2 separate regions of the Homo sapiens genome follow, and region 1 is linked to region 2. The links are chromatin contacts, found by Hi-C or POLR2A ChIA-PET in ENCODE. All regions are on one chromosome and are shown on one strand. The core of a region is the stretch at or near the end of the contact, and the rest is flanking DNA. Distances in the headings are between cores, read along the strand shown.

Region 1 (5,374 bases), core at 780-3,279, 68 kb before region 2:
GTAAAGGTCATGTTCAATATTAAGTGAAAAATGCATGATATGCCTGGTTGTGCCATTTTCTAGCTCTGTGGCTAGTAAGAGATTCCATTTCTCATCTGTAAAATGTGAAGTAACAAAACTGTCTTTCCATCAGTTTGTTTTGATCATTAGGTAAAATTAGCCCAGCACTTTGGGAGGCCGAGGCAGGAGGGTTGTTTGAAGCCTGGATTTAGAGATCAGCCTGGGAAACATAGCAAGACCCTCTACAAAAAACAAACAAAAATACAAAAAAATTAGTCGAATTGGTGGTGCACTCCTATAGTCCCAGCTACACAGGAGGCTGAGTTGGGAGGATCACTTGGGCCCAGCAGTTTGAGGCTGCAGGGGGCTATGATTGTGCCACTGTACTACAGCCTGGGACAGAGGGAGATACTGTCTCTAAAATATATATCTATATGGATATATAATTATGTACACAAAGTGCTTAGCAAAATGTCTGGAAAATATCAAATGCTTAATACATTATAGCTTTTTTTTTTTTTTTTTGAGATGGAGTCTCGCTCTGTTGCCAGGCTGGAGTGCAGTGGCACCATCTTGGCTCACTGCAACCTCCGCCTCCTGGGTTCAAGCGATTCTCCTGCCTCAGCCTCCCGAGTGAGTAGCTGGGACTGCAGGCATGCACCACCACACCCAGCTAATTTTTGTATTTTTAGTAGAGACGGGGCTTCACCATGTTGGCCAGGATGGTCTCGATCTCTTGACCTCGTGATCCACCTGCCTCGGCCTCCCAAAGTGCTGGGATTACAGGCGTGAGCCACCGTGCCCGGCCACCTTGTTTTTTTTTTTTTAGAGTGAGATATAACCTTGCATTTAAGGAGTCATCACAAGTATTTAAATTCAAAAGCTAAGCCTACAGGAAACCCTAGAAAGAAACAGGTCAAAGTCAGGGGTGGTGTCTGTAAGTGATTAACTATAGGTTCAAATATGTTTCAACCCTTCTATATCTCCACTACTTTTATAATGGATGAAAAAAGCTGGGTTCTTTTCTTTCTTTTTTAAAAAATTTAGTTAAGTTTATAACAATAGTTTCCAAAGATGAGTGGCAGAAATAGATTGCCACCAAAGTTCAGGTAGACATTACAAACATTATTTGGCAGTAAATTCAGTGACTTCACTGGTCATGGAAAAGGGAGGGGTTGCCACCCTCAAGCCCCCAGCTCCTCTCCCCCCACTCTGCTATCTAGGCCATGCCAGGACACAGCTGAGCCTAAAAAGGGCTTTTCTAGTGTTTATAAAGCTGCCTCCATGGCCTGTCTTCTTGTGCTTCTTGCATTCTTTTCTCCCGCAAGCAGAGAACTGCAAAGACAGATTTTCCATAAAAAGCCGAGCTTTTATATAACCAAAAGCCTGATTCATCTTGCTTTACTTAATGAACGCCCAAATGGATTTTTATTTTTACATTCTCAAAAAAACTCCCTTCTTTATCCTTGAGTTAGAGGTAAGTGGTATTTTTGTTTTTGTTTTTAAGTTGTCATATTCTTTACTGAAAAATAAACTATAGGGAAAAACTCTGCTAGTCATTCTTTTCCCAGGACCATCGTCTACACATTTTGGGGATAAGGGTGCATGCTCGCTCTGTTTGCACATATCCTCACAGGTGTGATGTGGAATACAGGGATCTGTGGGGAGGGAAGAAAATGGGGGCAAGTCATTGTAGAAAAGTCACGACTATCCCTGAATTCTAATGTTCTGGTATTCATTTCAAGGACAACCGCGAATAAGGCTTGGGATAAATATCCTCAAATAACCTCCCATGAATTTATACACATCCCATAACCAGAAAACATTCAGAACTTTCTCCACCCATTGCTTCCTTCCTCTCCAGTCTTTTTAAAAGTTGTTTGATTCACAGCCACGTCATACTGTCCCCACCTAGCGCTGCCTGCTCCCCTCCACCCTGGCGCCTGCAAAGAAAGCGGCTCTTCATGGAAAGGCAGCTGCATGTGGCTTCCCTCCCTCCCATGGGCTGGGAAGGTAGAACTCCCGCCTGGAGGAGCTGGGCAAGCCTGGCGCCAACCCCATCCCCAGCCCAGCTCTTCCCAGCTGCGTGGTGAGGCAGGCTCTGAGCCTGGGATTTACCACGAAAAGGCTCAAGGAGCATAGGCAGGCTGGCCTTCATGCCCCTGAACTTGAGATAAATGCTGTCTCCTCTTGGCCAGCACTTCCTTGCAGTGCCTATTAGATAGAGAAGAAAACTAACAAGAAAGACTATTTCAGTCTTTGCTGTGACCATGGAAAAAAGATCATGCTGAGATTTATAAAACAGATGAATGTGCCCCAACCCAGGCACAAGAGCTTTGCCTTAGAGTGAGGTTTCTCAACCTTGGAACAATTGGCATGTAGGGCCAGATAATTATTTGTTTTAAGAGGCTGTTCTGTGTGTTGTGAGATATTTACCAGCATCCCTGGTCTCTATCCACCAGGTAGAGACCCCCACCCCAAGCTGTAACAACCAAAAACATCCCCAGACATTGCCAAATGTCTTCCAGGAGGCAGATAAAATACAAGGTGCCCAATTAAATTTGTATTTCAGATAAATAATGTGATATTTGGAAGGTACTTATGCAAACAAATTTTCTGTTGTTTTCTGAAATTTAAATTTAACTGAGCACCATGAATTTTTATGTGCTCAATCTGGCAACCTTACCTGGGGAACAAAATCATTCCCAGTTGAAAACCACTGCCTTAAAAATACCAGGAACTTGGGGGACAGTTCTGGGGCTTGGGTTTCTCATCAGCGGGATTGATCGTCTGCCCAGTCTAATGATTCTGAAAGCTGGAGATTTGGAATAGTCTCACCCCCGAGCCCCTCCATCTTGCATGCTCCCCAGCCACCTCTGCCCCAAGGCAGACCTGCAGGGAAGAATTTCTCTCTGGAGAAACTGACTGGGGACACAGAAACCACCTCATCACATTGATATTTGGGATTCTGCAAAAAAAGAGGGCAGACCCTCTGGTTGATCATCCTAGCAAGAGGCCTGCCCTGCAATAAGCCTCACCCAATGGAAGATTGCTTCCCACTAACAATTTTTGATGCCTCACTCTTGGATAAAAATGGACAACCAGTGATTTAGGAGGGAAATCTCCCAATATGACAGAGATAGACTATAGCCTATCCTGCTGGTCTCGTTTCTTTCTTTTAACAAAGCCCTAAATGTATTCAGGGTAGTAATGTGCACAGTTCTAGATGATGAATCATCATTGGGCCATGCCAGAAATGGCTGGCATTCCCTTTTCCATTATTTTTTCTTGCTATGAATGCAGATGTGATGCTTGGAGCTATGGCAACAATCTTATGGTCATGAGGAAAAAGCCAAAAGAACTCTAGTGCTACCAGCCAATATCTGGTTGGCATTAACCAATGCCAACATCTACCTATTACTGTATTTCTTGTGATAAGAGAAAAATAAACTCCTTTTTGTTTAAGTTTTTTGTAACTTGTAGCTGAAAGCATTCTTAACTGATACGAAGACCAAAGTAAATAATTCAGGACACAGAAAAACAAAAAAACCCACAACTTACTCAAATCTGTGTAACATCCTTAGAGAAATCAAATATTGATTAATCATTCCTCCAAAAGAGAGTATTTTTATGAATTTCTCATTTCTAGTATTTCTTTAAGTACAATATATATTCTTTTTTTTTTTTTTTGAGACTGAGTCTTGCTCTGTCATCCAGGCTGGGGTACAGTGGCACAATCTCAGTTCACTGCAGTCTTCACCTCAGCAGTTCTCCTGCCTCAGCCACCCAAGTATCTGGGACCACAGACATGCACCACCATGCTTGGCTATTTTTTTTTTTTTTTTTTGTATTTTTAGTACAGATGGGGTTTGGACATGTTGGCCAGGCTGGTCTTGAATTCCTGACCACAAGTGATCCACCCAACTCGGTCTCACAAAGTACTGGGAATACAGATGTGAGCCACCACACCCAGCCTAAATACAATATATATTCTTATTCCCTCCTTTTTACACTAAAGGTAGCATACTATATACATTCAATCAAATAATATTCTGTACACTGTTCTGAATTTTGCTTTCATCACTTAACAATACAGTCTGTGATCTCTCTGCATCAGCATGAGATCTACCATATTTCTTTTTACAGCTCCATCAAATTGGTGTACCCTAGTTTGTTCAGCCAGTATTTGACTGTTCAATGCCTGGGTGGTTTATAATCTTTAAATTTTACATATTATGCCACAGTGAATAGACTCGTACATATGTTCTTTCATACTTATGTATGAGATTGTGTAGGATATATTCTCAGAGCAGAAAATATGTCTGTATTTTTGGTAGCTGTTGCCAGATCCCCCTCCATAAGGAGTTGTATGATTTTGCAATAAGAAAATACAAGACCAGCCTGGCCAACATGGTGAAATGCCATCTCTACTAAAAATACAAAAAGTAGCTGTCATGGTGGCGGGCACCTGTAATCCCAGCTACTCAGGAGGCTGAGCCAAGAGAATCGCTTGAACCGGGGAGGCAGAGGTTGCAGTGAGCCGCCAAGATCGCGCCACTGAACTCCAGCCTGGATGACAGAGCAAGATTCAGTCTCAAGAAAAGAAAAAAAAGAGAGAAAGAAAGAGAGAAAGAGAGAAAGGGAAAGAAAGAAAGAAGGAAAGAAAGAAAGAAAGAAAGAAAGAAAGAAAGAAAGAAAGAAAGAAAGAAAGAAAGAAAAAAAGAAAATACAGGAGTGCCTATTTCTCTTCAGCCTTCCCAACAAAATATGATGTCAAATATTTAGGATTCTTTTCCCCCCCACCATATTAGGGAAAAAATGGCAGCTTGGTATAGTTTATATCTATATTTTTCTTATTATAAGTGAAATTGTTCATATTTTTATATGTTTAAGGGTCATTTATAGTTCTTTCTTCCATGAACTCTCCATTGCTTCTACTTTTTATTTTTGTCTTGATTTCTAGGAACACTATAAAGGGAGATTAGCCCTTTGTGATACAATTTACAAATATTTTCCTACTCTGTCTTTTGATTGCACTTTTGATGTTTTTGCCACGTAAAAGTCTTTGTTATTTTATGTGGTTATCAATCTTTTCTTTGATGACTTCTGAATTCCAAATCATAATTAAAAATGCCTTCTCTGTCCCTTAAAGAGTTTACCCTATTCTCTTTTATTAGATATTCATATATTTTGCAGTTTAATTACTTACATTTAAATCTTTGATCCATTTTGAGTCTACCTGGCCATATGGTGTGAAGTGTGGATCTAGCTCTATCTTATTTCAAATGGCTGACCAATTACCCCAATACCTTTTGCTAAAAAGTTGGTCTTTATTCCATGAACTGGAGATGACACCTTTGTCATATATTAAATT
Region 2 (5,322 bases), core at 967-3,466:
TCGCCCAAGCTGGTCTAGAACTTCCGGCTTAAGCGATACCCCTGGTTAGGCCTCCCCAGTCAGTGGGATTATAGGTGTGAGCCACCACAGCAGGCTTAGAAGGTCCATTTTTTATTCACACTCAAGCTAGGGGTAGAGTTCTTTTTAAAAGAACACAAACAAAACTCCATCTTATTACTTAGATATTGCTTCACTGTACAATGGTCTCTCTCATCAAGAAATGACATTGGTAACAGACCCATTCTCTATATTTATTTATTTAACATTTATATAGAACTTACTATGCACCATGCCTTATTCTCAGGACTTTGTAAGTATTAGTGAATACGATCCTGTAAAACCCCTTGTGGTATATACCATTATTACCCACCCATTTTATAGATGAAACTATGCCGCAGAGAAGTGATTTGCTCAAGGTCCCACAGCTAGTAAATGGCAGAGCCAGAAGTCAACGCCAGTGGCTCTAGCTGTGCTCCGACCACTACTGCACATCCTCTGCTCCCTGAAAGCCTGGCCATCTCTGACATGTGACAAGCCTGTGATGTATCCAGCCCCTTGGGTCTGACACCACTGCCTGCCCCTGTGCCCAGATAGGCGTTCCTGCCTTGGTTCTTACAAAACCCCTGCTCAAAAGAAGCCTGTTAGTATTGAGGGCAACACCCCTCTTTGTCTCTCAGTCCTCCCCAGGCTGCTGCCAGCCACCCAGCACTGTGTCCTTTGTGCCTTTCTTCTAATGCCCTAGGTCAGCCTCCACCCCGCATTGCCACACACAGCTTTTTTGGTATCCTGCTCTCTCCACGCGCCCCGCCTCACTGCCAGTTGTTACAAGTTGTTTTAAACTCTTGCAAGTATCACGTTTTCCACTCGTGTTGCGGCAGACCATGTGCTACATTGAGCCCAGTGCTGAAGACAGGAGATGAACATGACCTGACCCATGACCTCTCCAGAGACCTTCAGCTAGAAGACGTGCCTTTCACTTTTTAGTCCCCTCTCCCGGCACCAAATGGGTGCGAAGCGGGCATTCGATGAATATGCATACATTTATTTAGCAAATGTTTATTGAGCGCCTACTACATACAGGGCAAGGCAGTGTGCCAGGTGCCAAGGATATGGCGGAAAACCAGACAGACGCAGAGTCCCCATGGCTCCAGAGGTGCGGGGCCAGCCTTGGCCAGTCCTCCTCAGTGCCCCCTCGAGGGCCTGGGAAGGGTGCAGGGTGGTGGAGGTGGGGGCAAGCTGGGAGAAGTAAAGGCTGCGGTAAGTGGCGACGGCAACAGGAGCCGAAGCAAGAGGCGGGCGTGGCATGTGGCCAGGGCGACGTATCCGTCTCGAAACTAGACACGAGACGCACGTGCCGCAGCGGCCTCGGAGACCCCCTGCCCCGCTGCGGCCGTACACACCACAGCGTCTACGCGGGGGCGGGCATGGGCCTAGGGGCGGGGGAGGTGGGAGGCAGATGGGAGCCCGCCAAGACTGGACTGTCTTGGAAGAAGGCGGCTGAACCGTGCGTGCGCGGCCGGAGCGGGGGCGCGCGATTGGAGCAGGCTAGCTTGGAAGGAGACCGTAGAAGTCTGCGGTTCCGTGCCCAGACTCTGGGGCCTGGATTCCAATCGCAGGCCTGTTGCTTATATATGTCACCTTGCGCAAGTCCCTTAGCCTTCATTGCGGCTCATTCACATCACTGGTAAAATGGGTTTACAATAACCTTAGGTTGCTGCGAGGACTAAAAGGGACAATACCTGGAAAGGCGTTAGTATGATGCTCAGCACGCAAGAAACGCTCCGGGAGCCGAGGTTATTATTATCGGCTGTTCGCACCTCGCCGGGTCCCCTCACCTACCCCAGGCCAAGGCGCCCACTGCTCTCTTCCAAGGGACAGGCGACTAACCTATTAGGGCGCGTCCTGCCTAGATAGATGTATTTGCTTGGTTGGGGCGGGGTTTGGAGTGAAGCAGGGAAGAGAAGGAGATGGTGAGGGCAAAGAAAGGGAAGAAGCGGAGGGGCAGGAGGCGGGCGAGGCGGCCTGGGCGGGGCCGGGGAGGAGCCGGGCTGGGCTCCCGGGGCCCGGGCGCAGCGCGCACCCGGAGCTGGCGGCGGCGGGGGCGGGGGCGGCGCGCGGCGGCCAATGGCGCGCGGCGCTGCAGCGAGGGCGGTGCAGGAACACCGGCCGCTGACAGCCAAACTCGCCAACTCCGCCCTCGTCCCCGCGGGATCCCAGAGCCTGAGCCGGCCTGGGGCCGAGGCCGCCCGAGCCGCGAGGCGAGCGAACATGGCAGCAGAATGAGGAGGCTGGCGCCGGGTCGTGGCCGCCGCTGCCGCGCTGCAGCTCGGGATCCCAGTCCGGCGCGCTCCGGGCCGCATCCTTAGCCGGCCTCCTGGCGGCCGCGGGATTATTTCATTCCCAACGGAGAGCTAGGAAGAAAGGAGACTCCCCCGCGGAGCGGTTCCGTGCTCTGGCAGGGTGTAGACGTTTGTCTGTGCGATTCGCCGGCTGCGCAAACGACGCGGGAGAGAGCCGGTCCCGGGCTGCGGCGGCGCGGCCGCGGGGATGAGCCGGCCATGGAGCGGCCTTGGCGGGGCGCACGCAGCGGACTGGCGCTGCCGCGGGAGCGCAGCCTGAGCCGGGGCTCCAGGGGGCTTCGAAGCCTCCGGCGCCCTGGGGGGGTCCCTGCCGCCGACTCCGGGAAGGACGCGAGCCCCGCGTGGCGGACACTGCCGCAGTCACCGTTCTGAGGCGCCCCGAGCTTGCTCCGCCTGCAGCTCGGTGCGCTCTGGGCACCCGGGCGCCTTGCCCGGTGCACGGCGGCTGGCGCACCGCGGCTAGATTGGCTACAGGAGCGGGGTGCAGGACTGGCTAGAGGTGGGTGTGTGCGCGCGTTGGACTGGAGATCCGAGCAGAAGCAGAACCAGGCGGCTCTGAGCAGCCATGCTTCCCGGGGTGGGCGTGTTCGGCACCAGCCTCACGGCCCGTGTCATCATCCCGCTGCTGAAAGACGAGGGCTTCGCGGTGAAGGCGCTGTGGGGCCGCACGCAGGAAGAAGCGGAGGAGCTGGCCAAGGAGATGAGTGTCCCCTTCTACACTAGCCGCATTGATGAGGTGCTGCTGCATCAGGACGTGGACTTGGTGTGCATTAACCTGCCGCCGCCCCTCACCAGACAGATCGCTGTCAAAACCCTAGGTGAGCGACCCCTACCCCGCATCCTCCGTCCCACCCCCGCCCTTTAACCTTCTCTAGGTTCCTTCCCCCCTGCCTTTCCCTCTCCGCATCCCAGAAGCTTACCCTGCATCTACGCTGCCCCGGGGATCTGAGATCCCAGATCCGACTCAGAGCTCCCTCCTTCCTCGTCCCCGGCCTTCCCCACCTTTGCGCTTCCCTCCTGCCTCCTGGCACCACTTGGACGCGCTTCCCCACGTGTGTAGATTGCAGGCTGGAGAAGGCGTGTGTTCCGGGGATCCGAACTAGGAAGATCAGATGCCGATAATAGGGGATAGGGTGCTCCGCGAGAAGAGGAAAGTTACTCCTCAGCTGTGTGTGTAGTGTCCAAGTGTGTGTGTGTGGGGGGGGGGGATGGGGGGGTGGAGGAGGGTTGTGCGCGCGCGCGCCTGGGAGAGGCGAGTGCGCGCCCAGAAACGCCTGAATAAAAGGCCGCACACGTGTGTCGGGTTTTCTTGGGTGCGATAGAGGACCTGCCCTTCAGCAGCGGTGGCGCCCTGCTAGGGTCGTTTGTTTCTTTCTGCTGTGAGTTAGTTTAGCGTGAGATTGCAGATGTTACCATCGGCTGGAATTATTTCGTCTGCGCTGGAGGCAAGGACGGTGGGAGTGGTTGGATGGGGGTGATGATGTATTAGAATGTTTTCAGAGGCGTCATAGGTTAGTAAAGACTGATTTGGTAAAACCAGGGGGTTTTAACTTTTGACTGCAGCCTCCCGGGAAATGTCTTCTGCCCCAATTTGGAGTAATAGATTTTAAATTTTTAGGAGGATGGGCGCAGTAGCTCCAGAGGCATGGATGCTTTGCATGAGAAAAGGCCCTCCCTAATCGCCTTCAGGAATAGTTTCGGAAGGCACAGTGTTGACCCGTGGGCTGGAGATGAGTTCAGGGTGCCTCACCATCTGGTCCCTGCTCCCCTCAACTCCCAGGCAGTCTGAACAATCTCTGAGGACAGAGTAGCAGCCTCTCAGCCTATGCTCAGGGGAAAGAGAAGGGCATGTTTTGTTCATCATCAGTTCTTGCACGTAACCTAAAACAATCCCAGGAAGGTTGCTTGATCTTACAATTCCAAGAAAATGAGCAGCTCACCTTTGAAAGCTGAAGTTTCTATTGGTGAGGAAAAACACAAAGCTTATAACAAGAACAAAGCTTATAACCAGATGAAGCGAATAGTAGAACAGATTAGAAGGGAGGAGCTGCGAAGGAACAGAGACAACATCCAGAAACCAGCCGGAAGTTATGTAGTCTTGGAAAGACTGTTTTATTTGTTAAAAATAGGTATGGATTCAGGGTAGGTGAAATATACGTGTGTTTTAATTCTGTCTTCGAAGAGCTATGAACAGAATGTAAAACTCTTTCTCCATAGAAAGGCATTTTCATCAGGCCATTTGGCTATTGACTCAGATGCAACATCTGATAGAATTCCTAAGGAGGCTGCCCACATTGTCAGTTTTAATTGTCAGTTAATTTTATTAAGTGTCTGCCCTTTGTGGCCTGTTTCTTTGGCCTTGAACTGAATGCCATTGAACTGAATGCTAATATTTATTTTCTGTTTAATGGAACATGTATGTTGGGTGGATAACTCCCTTGTTTACATTGGCTCTTTGCATATCAAATATCTTATAACGATCTTATGGTATAATTCTATTAGTGCAATTTGTACAAAACTGGTCCCTGATGAGCCCTGCGTATACTGGAGAGCTTAGGACTGGTCATATCTGAAAGACCATGTTGTTAACATCGTTTCTCCACCATAAAGATGGCAGTTCCTGTCCTGGGTTCAGACCCACAGAGCAAACCTAGAGCAGGAGGGTGGCAATTTGGGGAACAAGGATGACCTTGTTTTCTGGCTGTCTCTGGGACCATGGCCATGAAAGTGTCTGGGGGCTCTGGTTTCAAGAGATGTGACACAAATTAGACATTTCTGGATACTTCTTCTGTTCTTATTTTTCAAATATCCCTGTGACTTTAATTAACAAGACATGTCTGTTACCTCTTCAAAACCAGCGATAAGAGGCATAATAGACCTAGTTTAGTAATGGTGATGACAGAATAGGGTTTTGTTCATGTTTTTAGGGTAGGTTTTGAGCTTCTTTCTTCTTTCTTTTTTT

Evidence for each region. Hi-C counts contacts between places; a loop is a spot of excess contacts on that map. ChIA-PET counts read pairs that join two places held with the same protein, here RNA polymerase II (POLR2A). Pooled maps may share reads with other maps.
Region 1: a loop to region 2 is called in a pooled map, with 2.3 times the contacts of the local background. The contact joins the enhancer-like site here to the promoter of GFOD1 in region 2. A Hi-C loop is called at or near these places in 2 of 168 maps with a recorded cell type or tissue (posterior cingulate gyrus and transverse colon) and 2 of 50 pooled maps. POLR2A ChIA-PET finds 5 or more read pairs at or near these places in 6 of 52 experiments (H1, HepG2, RWPE1 and 3 more).

The regions. Positions count from the first base shown.
Region 1 is chr6:13,551,771-13,557,144 of GRCh38, reverse strand. No RefSeq gene overlaps it. Among named protein-coding and RNA genes, the nearest start is that of SIRT5, 20 kb to the left of the region's middle. Within about 2 kb of position 2,029, at least 8 of the 41 ENCODE cell types and tissues checked have a DNase peak (open chromatin) inside an H3K27ac peak, as active enhancers do.
Region 2 is chr6:13,484,494-13,489,815 of GRCh38, reverse strand. GFOD1 (Gfo/Idh/MocA-like oxidoreductase domain containing 1) reads left to right here and starts at 2,216. Exons shown (of 2, transcript NM_018988.4): 1 at 2,216-3,178. The coding sequence starts at 2,926. GFOD1-AS1 (GFOD1 antisense RNA 1) reads right to left here and starts at 3,555. Exons shown (of 2, transcript NR_046709.1): 1 at 3,363-3,555; 2 at 3,045-3,135. RefSeq lists enhancers at 1,165-1,294, 2,855-2,964 and silencers at 1,355-1,464, 1,845-2,224, 2,245-2,724, 2,865-3,028.